Linked DNA regions of Homo sapiens: region 1 is linked to region 2. A link is an interaction called in ENCODE POLR2A ChIA-PET data of the cell type or tissue named here. Cell type or tissue: endothelial cell of umbilical vein. All regions are shown on one strand. Each heading gives the region's core, and the rest is flanking DNA. Links, peaks and the distances in the headings are about the cores only.

Region 1 (5,371 bases), core at 285-5,284, 95 kb before region 2:
TCTCACAGGGTCCTGCCGTTGTCCTACCAGGAAGAGGCAACACTTACAGACTCACTGTGGATGCGGCTGATAACTCTCAGCCTCCCAGGACTACAGAGCCCCTGCACCCTTCCAGGGTTAGCCAGGAAGCGCCGGCCCAGAGAAGGAGAAGCTGGTCTCAGGGACACACAGCAAGGCTGGGCTGAGCCCTCACCTCTGCACATGACCTGTTGCAAAATCATGTCTTCACTTCCAAAATACTTTTTTCATCAAAATATTCTAGTTTCTGCCTTTTGTCTCAGATGCCTTCTAGGCAGAAATTTCACATCCATCCCCATCCTGATCCGTGGACCTGGCCGCTCAGGGCTGGCACAGCCTCCCTCCACCTGTCTCTCATCTGCTTGTCTGAATCTCTGTGATACTCCAACTCTCTCCCCGCGTTTCTGAATCTATTTCTGGCTGTGTATTTACCCAGTTCTTTCCCTGTCTCTTTGTCCTCTGTCTCCCTCTCTTTCTGCCCCTTCCTGTTTTTCCCACTGGTATCTCTTTCTTTCTTTTCTTTCTTTCTTTTCTTTCTTTCCTTTCTTTCTTTCCTTTCTTTCTTTCCTTTCTTTCTCTCTCTCCCTTTCCCTCTTTCTTTCTTCTTTTTCTTTTTTTTGACAGAGTCTTACTCTGTCACACAGGCTGGAGTGTAATGGCACAATCTCGGTTCACTGCAACTTCTGCCTCCCAGGTTCAAGCAATTATCTGCCTCAGCCTCCCGAGTAGCTGGGATTACAGGTGCCCGCCACCACACTCAGCTAATTTTCGTATTTTTAGTAGAGACGGTTTCACCATCTTGGCTAGGCTGGTCTTGAACTCCTGACTGCGTGATCCACCCGCCTTGGCCCCCCAAAGTGCTGGGATTACAGGCGTGAGCCACTGTGCCTGGGCCCCACTGGTATCATTTCTAAGGTTATTTTTTCACCCTTTGTCTCTGTCTCTGTGCGTATCTCTTCTCCCTGTATTTCTCTCTCTTTCTCCCTGGGTCTCTGGTTCTGTGGCTGTGACTCCATCTTTCTCTGTCTCTCTCTCTTTCTCTGTGTACACAGACACACAAACACACATCTTTGTCTTTCTCTCTTGTCTCTGGTCTCTGTTTATGTCTCCTTCTGTCAGTCTCTTGCATCTGTATTTTTTTCTGTCTCTGTCTCTCTGTGTCTGTTTCTCTCTCTGCCTCTGTCACTCTTTCCTCAAGTATACACACACACACACACACCACTGACAAATATACATATATCTTTGTCTCTCTGTCTCTGGTCTCTGTTTATGTCTCCTTCTATCTCTTTTGTATCTATGTTTATTTCTGTATTTCTCTCTTTCTTTCTTTTTTTTTTTTTTTTTTTTGAGACAGGGTCTTGCTGTGTCACTCAAACTAGAGTGCTATGGTGTCATCTCAGCTCACTGCAGCTTCCACCTCCGAGTTCAAGGTTCAAGTGATTCTCCTACCTCAGCCTCCCAAATAGCTGGGACTATAGGAGTGTACCACCACACCCAGCTAATTTTTGTATTTTTAGTAGAGACGGGGGTTTGCCATGCTGGCCAGGCTGGTCTCAAACTCCTGGCCTCAAGTGATCCACCCACCTCGGCCTCCCAAAGTGCTGGGATTACAGATGTGAGCCACCACGCCTGGCCCTATCTTTATATCTGTATCTGTCTTTATTTCTGTCTCTGTCTCTGTGTCTCTATTTTTTTTCTCTGCCTCCATCTCTTTTTCCTCGAGTGCACACACACACACACACACACACACACACACACACACACACCGCTGACAAATAGATGCATACAACCTCCCTCCTCCCGCATCTGAAGGAAGCAGGGCACTCACCTGAAAGCAGGATTCCCATCCAGTGGTGTCCCCATGAGTCAGCAGGCCCCATGGGTCCCGGCACCTGACTTCAGTGTGCCAGGCCGTCTGTCGCCCCGGCTTGCACACACAGATACAGTCCTCACTCCAGGTGCAGCCCCTCCACCTCCCTTCTCTCCTCTCCCACCCTGCTACAAACTCACACACACACTGCAGTAACTGCAGCTCCCAGGACAGACAGGGGTGGTGGCAGGAAAGTAACTTTGACCCCACCTCTGCCCTCTACCCCCAGGGCTCACTTTCCTTCCCTGCCCAGCACAAAGAGCGGGAAGTCCAGGAACCCTGGAGACCGGGAACTGCGATTACGATAGTCAATAGCAATGATAATAAAAAACAACAATGACCAGCTCCTTGTCCCCGAGAGCTTAATAACCAGTCCCAGTGCCAAGTTCATTATAAGCAGCCAATAAATATTAAATGAGCCGGAATCATGCTTGTGATATAGATCCTGGTCATAAACAAAAGCTCTGGAGTCAGACCGGCAGGAATCTCAGACTGAGCAGGACTGGGGGACCTCCAGGAGGAGCCTGACGTGGTCTTGGGAGAAGGGGCAGGGAGGGCCTCCTGGAGGAGTGGACATCTGAGCTGAAACTTCGAGAACATAGTAAAGGTTCCATATATAAAAGTTACTTAAAAAAAAATCTCTATGACAAGACAAGCTGGTGGTCTTTGACAGTGTATAGACCTAGACCCAGAAGATTTAACAGAACCGACCAGCTGAGGGAACTATCATTAATCCATGTATCCATCCATTAATTTAACAAATACTTCCTGAATTCTCTTCCTTTTTTTTTTTTTTGAGATGGAGTCTTGCTCTGTTGCCCAGGCTGGAGTGCAGTGGCATGATTTCCCCTCCCTGCAACCTCCACCTCCCAGGCTCAAGTAATTCTCCTGCCTCAGCCTGCCTAGTAGCTGCAACTACAGGCGTGCGCCTCCACACCCAGCTAATTTTTGTATTTTTAGTAGAGACGGAATTTCACCACGTAGCCCAGGCTGGTCTTCAACTCATGAGCTCAAGCAATCCGCCCGCCTCAGCCTCCCGAAGTGCTGGGATTACAGACGTGAGCCGTCGCGCCCAGTCCTGAATTCTCTCCTATGCTGACCCCTGCTCCTGGTGGTACTGGGGACACAGCTCTGACTAAGACAGCCCCAACCCTGTTCTCACAGAGGCTCACAGTCCAGTGGGGGAGACAGAACTGTCCCCAGACAGTGACAACCCAGAGTGGGCAGGGCTGGGATGGAGGAATTCAAAGGGGGCGCCTGGCTCAGCTTCAGGATCAGGGAGAGCTTCCTGGAAGAGGGGACATGGTAGCTGAGACCTGAACAACATAGGGGTGAGCCAGGGGGAGCAGCATGTGAAAAGTTTTTGAAATTGGGGCACAGAAGGAAGGTCAGGTGGGTCTAGAATAGAGGAAGTGAGAGAGGATGGATGATTCAACAGGCGGCTTAGAAAACTCTGGAACTGTTACTTAGGGTATGAGGGGCAGCTTGGCATTGCAAGAAAGAGATCGTGACTCACTCAGCTGCCTCGTTTTGCTGCCCTGCTTCCGTCTTGCTCCTGCTACAGGCAGTCACAAAGTATCTGCCCTGATAAAGCATAAGGCCGAGCCAGCTGGCTCTGGAGCCAGAGTGCATGGGTTCAAATCCTGACTCCCCGACTTGCTAACTGGGTGGCCTCAGCAGGTCAGCTCCCCTCTCTAGGGACTACTTTCCTCAGCTCTAAAATGGAGATGATGCCCAGGCACACTGGCTCACATCTGTAATCCCAGCACTTTGGGAGGCTAAGGTGGGAGGATCACTTGAGCCCAGGAGTTCAAGACCAGCCTGGGCAACATAGTGAGACCCCATCTCAATTAAAATAAAATAAAGCAGAGTAGATGATGATGCTTTTGTCTCCTAGGAAGCTCTGTGGTTATGAGCACTTGACCTCAGTGTGCCAGGCCATCTGTCACCCTTGCTTGTGGCACCATTTACAAGCACTAGGCTAGCTGGCTGCCTGGGCTGGCAAGACAGTCCTTTACATCCCAGCCATGGTTCATTGGGAAAAATTTGTCACCCTTGCATGCTTCCGTGTGCTCCATCTGCAGACTGGGAGAAATCACAGACTCCCCGCACAAGACGGTTGTGAGGATCGAATGAGTGAGTGCCAGGAAAGTGCTCAGAGCAATGCCTGGCACAGCGTAAGCCATCAACAAATGTGAATTCCCACTGGATGTCATGACTGCCCTGCATCATAATCTCACTGCAGCCCTGTGAGGGGGTACGCATTCATTCACTCTGTTACTGCTGTGGACTGAATGTTTGTCTCTCTGTCATTCAGATGTTGAAGAAATCCTGATCCTGCACGTGATGGTTTTAGGAGGCAGAAACTTTGGGAGGTAATCAGGTCCCTCCCAATGGGATTAGTGCTCTTATAAAAGGGACCTCAGAGAGCTCTCTTGTTCACTTTCCACCACGTGGGGAATGCAACAAGAAGACAGCAGTCTGTCACCCAAGAAGAGAGCCCCCACCAGAACCTGACAAAGCTACCACCCTCATATAGGCCTTCCAGCCTCCAGAACTGCATGAAATAGCTTTCTGTTCTTTACAAATCACCCATTCTGTGGTCTGTTCTAGCAGCCCGAACTGACCGAGAGCCACTCAACATATATTTCGTGAGTGTCTACTGTGCCTGTTCTAGGTGCTGGGGACATAGCAGGTAATGAGACCATCAGACGAGGCCAGGTGCAGTGGCTCATGCCCATAAATCCAACACTTTGGGAGGCCAAGGTGGGATGATTGCTTGAGCCCAGGAGTTTGAGACCAGCCTGGGCACCCCTCTCTACAAAAAAATTAAAATAAAAAAAAATAGGCATAGTGGTGCGTATCTGTGGTTGCAGCTACTCAGGAGGCTGAAGAGGGAGGATTGCTTGGGTCTGGGAGTTCGAGGCTGCAGTGAGCCATGATCGCACCGCTGCACTCCAGCCTGGGTGATGGAGCAAGACTCTGAAAAAAAAAAAAGAAAAAGAAAGAAAGAAAGAGAAAGAAAGGAAAGAAAGGAAAGAAAGGAAAGAAAGGAAGAAAGAAAGAAAAGAAAGAAAGAAAGAAAGAAAGAAAGAAAGAAAGAAAGAAAGAAAGAAAGAAAGAAAGAAAGAAAAGAAAGAAAGGAGGGAGGGAGGGAAGGAAGGAAGGAAGAAAGGAAGGAGAAAAAAAAAAGAGTGGGGTAAGGAATATGATTATTCCATCCCATAGTTAAAAACACTGAAGCTCACAGAGGTGAGATGACTTGGATAAAGTCACAGGACATCTCAGGCCCTGGCCCTCAACCTCCATGTGCGTGTGCCTTTTTCCAAGGGCCCTTCGCTATTCCCCAGCCACACCTTTCTGTACACCCAGATCAATGAACACCAATGTGGCCACATCACCCCGCCACGCCTTCAGACTCTATGGGTCCCTGTACTGAAGGCGCCTGACCCAGACCAGCCCAGCATTCAAGGCCTCTGCCAC
Region 2 (5,371 bases), core at 185-5,184:
GATCCAGAGGCGAGGATTCAAGGACAGATAGTCTGTTTGGGAGGTGCAAGGAACTCGAGAGTGGGGAAGTTAGGCAGAGAAGGCAGGAAATAATAAAAGCTGTGTTCCCAAGCTGGTTACCATGGGCAACTGGAGCACAGTCCCATTGGGGAACTCAGGCCCTGGTGTGGAATGACTCTGCAGAGTTATCCCACATAGCAGAGAGGGAGCTGGGGAATTTATATACCAACGTGTCCTGGCATTGTGGAGGGCTGCTCCCTGATGTGCTCATTCCCCAGCACTTCCAGCCTGCTGCCTCCATGGGCAGAGTAGGCTTTGGCCACCAGTGAAAGTCCTCAGGCAACGGGATGCAGGTGCTGGCCGTTGGAAGTGGGAAGGGCAAGGGGTTGGACTGGGGGCACTGGGCACAGACCAGGCTCTTCAAACACATTCATGGGTGAATTAATGAATGAATGAACACATGAAAGAATGGATGTCTCTATGGTGGGCAGAAGAAATGCCCAGCTTTTCTGAGTGGACTCCACTCTTGTGGCCTTGTTCCCTGTTTGCACAGACAGCCTCCAACTAATGCCACTGAAGACATTCCCAGCTGCTATCCGGGGAGTCATCCAGAGTGAGCTCAACTATTCTGTGATCCTGCAGTGGGTGGTGACAATGGACCCTGAGCCTGTGCTGAGCTGGACCTTCAGTGGGGTGCCCTGTGGGATGGGAGAGAAGCTGTTCATCCGACGGTTGTCCTGTGAGCAGCTGGGCACCTACATGTGCATAGCCACAAACAGCAAGAAACAGCTGGTCTCTGAGCCTGTAACCATCTCGCTGCCAAGTGAGTCCCCCATTCCACCCCACCCCACCCCACCCAAGAGCCCTGCACCCTCTCCAGCCTGTGGCAGCCTCTATGATTCCATTAAGCCACCTACTATGAGCAGTCCCCTGTGAGACCCTTTATAGGCAAAATGTCATTCCAATGTTCCATCCACCTGGCGGACTGTGGATTATTAGGCCACTTTCTTCTTCTTTCTTCTTTCCTCTTCTTCTTCTTTTCTTTCTTCTTCTTTTTCTTTCTTCTCCTTCTTTTCCTCCTCCTCCTCCTCCTTCTTCTTCCTTCTTCTTCTCCTTCTCCTTCTTCTACTTCTTCTTCTTCTTTTTTTTTTTTTTGATAGAGTCTTGCTCGGTCACCCAGGCTGGAGTACAGTGCTGTGATCTCAACTCACTGCAACCTCTGCCTCCCAGGTTCAAGTGATTCTCATGCCTCAGCCTCCTGAGTAGCTGGGATTACAGGCATGCACCACCACATCTGGCCTATTTTTGTATTTTTAGGAGAGACGGGGTTTCACTGTGTTGTCCAGGCTGGTCTCGAACTCCTGGGCTCGAGTGATCCACCCACCTTGGCCTCCCAAACTACTGGGATTACAGACATGAGCCACCTCGCCCAGCCAATTAGGCCATTTTCAGATGACAGGCTGAGGCTCAAAGAGGTTAACTATGATGAAAGCCCAGCTTAGGATCTGGACCAGGCTACCTGGGTCCTTGGCTCCAACCATTTGCTTGTTACATGAACATGGGAAGCCTCTTTGCCTCTCTGAGTCTCAGCACATACCTACAAAAAATGCAGATCAAAATCTAAGGAGTGGGCCAGGTGCAGTGGCTCACACCTGTAACCCCAGCACTTTGGGAGGCTGAGGCAGGAGGATCACTTGAGCCCAGGAGTTAGAGACCAACCTGGACAACATAGTGAGACCCTGTCTCTACCAAAAAAAAAAAAAAAAAAAAAAACTAAAAATTTAATCAGGCATGGTAATGCCACCTGTAGTCCCAGCTGCAATGGGAGGATCACTTGAGCCCAGGAGTTTAAGGCTACAGTGAGCTGTAATCGCACCACTGCACACCAGCCTGAGTGACAGAGGATGACTGTCTCAAAAAAAAAATCACCATTGTCATCATCTAAGGAGTGGTTCAAAGCAATGGCTTTGGAATTTGAATCCCTGGCTGTGTGACTCTGAGCCAGTGCCTTGACTTCTCTGTGCCTCAGTTTCCTCATCTATAACACTGGGAAGATAATAGTGCCTACCCCAGTGTGTAGTTGTGAGCATTCAATGAGATAAGCCGGTGAATAGCTTAAAACAATAATGTCTAGCACTATCGAACACTAATGAGTGCTCAATAACCGTGAGCCAATAACACTGTTGCAATTAGCATTGTCATTATTAATTGTAGCTATTACCATATACAGTCGGTATATGGAGCCCTAGGTGGCAATCAAAATGACAGCAAGTTGTTGAGATCAGAGAAGTGGTTTGGGACCTGGTCAAAACTCAGTTCAGTCCCTGTTCCCGTGCCTTCCTGGCTGGGTAACTTAGCGCAAGTGACTTCCCCTCTCTGAGCCCCAGTTTCCTCATGTGTATAATGGAGGTAATCCTATATACCTCTTCAGGGTTGTTATAAGGAACGAAAACAAGGGGTGACTGAGTTTGGCAGAACAACTGTCAGGCAGCAGGTGCCTTGAATAGCAGCTGTTATGGTGAATATTGTTTTTAGTGTGTTATTCATGGAGGGACACATGGTGATATGGTTTGGCTGTGTCCCCACCCAAATCTCATCCTGAATTGTAGCTCTCATAATCCCCATGTGTCATGAGAGGGACCCGGTAGGAGGTAACTGAATCATGGGGTCAAGTTTTTCCCATGCTGTTCTCGTGATAGTCAATAAGTCTCACGAGTTCTGATGGTTTTACAAAAGGCAGTTCCCCTGCACACATTCTCTTGCCTGCCGCCATGTAAGACATGCCTTGCTCCTCCTTCACCTTCTGCCATGATTGTGAGGCCTCCCCAGCCATGTGGAACTGGGAGTCCATTAAACCTCCTTTTTTTTAATAAAGTACCCAGTCTCAGGTATTTCTTCATAGCAGTATGAAAATGGACTACCATGGCTTGGAGTGAACTAGAGGTATGCAGAGGAACTGGCCAGGAGAGAAGAGAGGGAGGGTATTTGGGGTAGGAAAGAATGCATGAGTCAAGGTTCAGAGCTGGGACATGGAAATGGAATGCGTGATGGGAATCTCAGCTTGGCTGGGTCCCAGAGAACCACCTCACCTCCCTGGCCAGGGTCCAGTGGGAGCTTCAGGGCTGATGCACTGGGGGAAAAAATGTAAATCTTATATCACCTAGTGACCCTGATATTCAGTGAGAAGGACAATACTTCCAAGACCTCCTTTGCTCATTCATCAACTGCCCAGGAAATGTTTATGAGCACTTGCTGTGTGGCCAGCCCACACAGCTGGGAACACTCTGGTGACCAAGACAGCTGCAGCCCTGCCTTCACAAGACTTACAGTCCAGTGTCCACAGACAGTGATCACCAGAGTGGGCAGGGCTGGGATGGGGGAGCCCAGAGAGCTATGAGACTCAGCCTAGGAGTTAAGGAGGGCTTCCTGGAAGAAGGGACACCTGAGCTGAGAATTATGCTTAGCTGGCCAGGTACAGTGGCTCATTCCTGTAATCTCAGCACTTTGGGAGGTTGAGGCGGGTGGGTCACTTGAGGCTAGGAGTTTGAGACCACGCTGGCCAACATGGTGAAGTAGATGGTGAAGAAGATGGTGAAACCCCATCTCTACTAAAAATACAAAATTTAGCTGGGAATGGTGGCATGTGCCTGTAATCCCAGCTACCAGGGAGGCTGAGACACAAGAATTACTGGAACCCAGGAGGTGGAGGTTGTAGTGAGCTAAGATTGTGCCACTGCACTCCAGCCTGGTGACAGAGGGAGACTCTGTCTCAAAAAAAAAAAAAAAAGGAATTATGCAAGCCAAGAGAGAGAGATGGCATTCCAGAGAGACAGTGCAGCATGGACAGGCCTGGAGGCAAGAGAGAAAGAAAGGGATGAGCTTGGAAAATTGAGTGGAGTCCAGGGTTGCATGGCTATAAAGGCAGGGCAATGAGAGAGATGAGGCTGGCCAGGTGGCAGGGCCTCGAAGGCTAAGGTGAGAAACTGACTTCTGCCCCAGGGTGCTGGGAAGCCACAGCAGGGTTCTGAGCAGGGGAGGAACAGGGTCAGGTGTGAGCTTTAGAAAGATCCTCCTGGCTTCCATGTGGTAGGAAGGTGGATGGGTGCTGGACTAGGGCAGGAGAGCAGGGAGGAGAGGGGGCCAGAGACCTGGAGGATGGAAGAGAAGGATGGATTGAAGAGACACTTGGGAGGGGGAATGGCAGGAGGGAGGGGTGCACAGGGAGGGCGGGCAGATGGCTCCTCCAATCTCACCCCTCCTTGGTCCCCAGAACCCATCATGCAGCCCACAGAAGCAGAGCCCATGGAGCCAGACCCCACTCTGTCCCTGTCAGGAGGCTCTGCCATCGGGCTCCTTGCGGCTGGGATCCTGGGAGCCGGGGCACTGATTGCAGGCATGTGTTTCATCATCATCCAGAGCCTAAGGTACCTCTATCCCTCACCCCCGTCCACTGGGCAACATCCACTCAGCCCCCATGGGGCACAGAGCTGGCTCAACAAGGAAACAGAGATGAAACCAACACCCCCATCAGGGAGGGTGATAGCGACTCCTGAGGAGCCCATCTGACTCACTGGTTTCCAAAATGGGATCACAGCAACAAAGAGATAGAAGAGGACACTAGAGCTGGGCTGTCTGGCTTCAAGTCCCAGCTCTGTAACTTACTAGCAGTGAGGCTGTGGGCAAGCCACTCCCCTTCTCTGTGCCTCAGTTTGCCCATCTGCAAAATGGGGATGATAATAATAGCATCTGACTCTCTGGGTTGTTGGGTTGGGTTGTTGTGAGTGAATTTTTCTTTTTCTTTTTTTTTTTTTTTGAGATGGAGTCTTGTTCTGTTGCCCAGGCCGGAGTGCAGTGGTGCGATCTCGGCTCACTGCAACCTCTGCTTGCCAGGTTCAAGCAGTTCTCCTGCCTCAGCCTCCTGAGTAGCTGGGATTACAGGTGCATACCACCACGCCTGGCTAATTTTTGTATATTTAGCAGAGACAGGGTTTCGCCATGTTGGTCAGGCTGATCTCAAACTCCTGACCTCATGATCTGCCTACCTCAGCTTCCCAAAGTTTTGGGATTACAGGCATGAGCCACTGCACCCGTCCAGTGAGTGAATATTTCTAAGAAACTTAAAGCAGTGCCTGGAATGTGGTAAGTACTATGTTCGTCCTCTCTACACATATCTGCAGTGACCGCTCTGTGCCAGGCACTGAGGATACCGAGGGAAGAAACAGCAGAAAGACCCTGCCCTCATGGAACTTGCATCCTGGTCGGGGACACCATCAAGAAACACAATGAATGAGTGAAATATAGATAGTATATTGGATGGGCCAGGTGTAGTGGCTCACACCTGTAATCCCAGCACTTTGGGAGGCCGAGGTGG

What was found. Peaks named below come from ENCODE experiments on the same cell type or tissue, not always from the same donor. Only the 100,000 strongest peaks of a DNase experiment are listed, where the experiment ranks them.
Region 1: POLR2A ChIA-PET joins it to region 2 with 6 read pairs; 3 of 35 experiments call an interaction of 5 or more read pairs at or near these places.

The regions. Positions count from the first base shown.
Region 1 is chr19:44,527,612-44,532,982 of GRCh38, forward strand. It overlaps CEACAM20 (CEA cell adhesion molecule 20), which reads right to left and starts at 2,064. Exons shown (of 12, transcript NM_001102597.3): 1 at 1,847-2,064. The coding sequence starts at 1,898. In endothelial cell of umbilical vein, for the core only: no CTCF peak of the experiment used is centred there; no DNase peak of the experiment used is centred there.
Region 2 is chr19:44,623,150-44,628,520 of GRCh38, forward strand. IGSF23 (immunoglobulin superfamily member 23) reads left to right here. Exons shown (of 5, transcript NM_001205280.2): 2 at 558-823; 3 at 4,271-4,424. Among named protein-coding and RNA genes, the nearest start is that of IGSF23, 12 kb to the left of the region's middle. In endothelial cell of umbilical vein, for the core only: no CTCF peak of the experiment used is centred there; a DNase peak (open chromatin) is centred at 3,082; H3K27ac peaks cover 2,337 bases.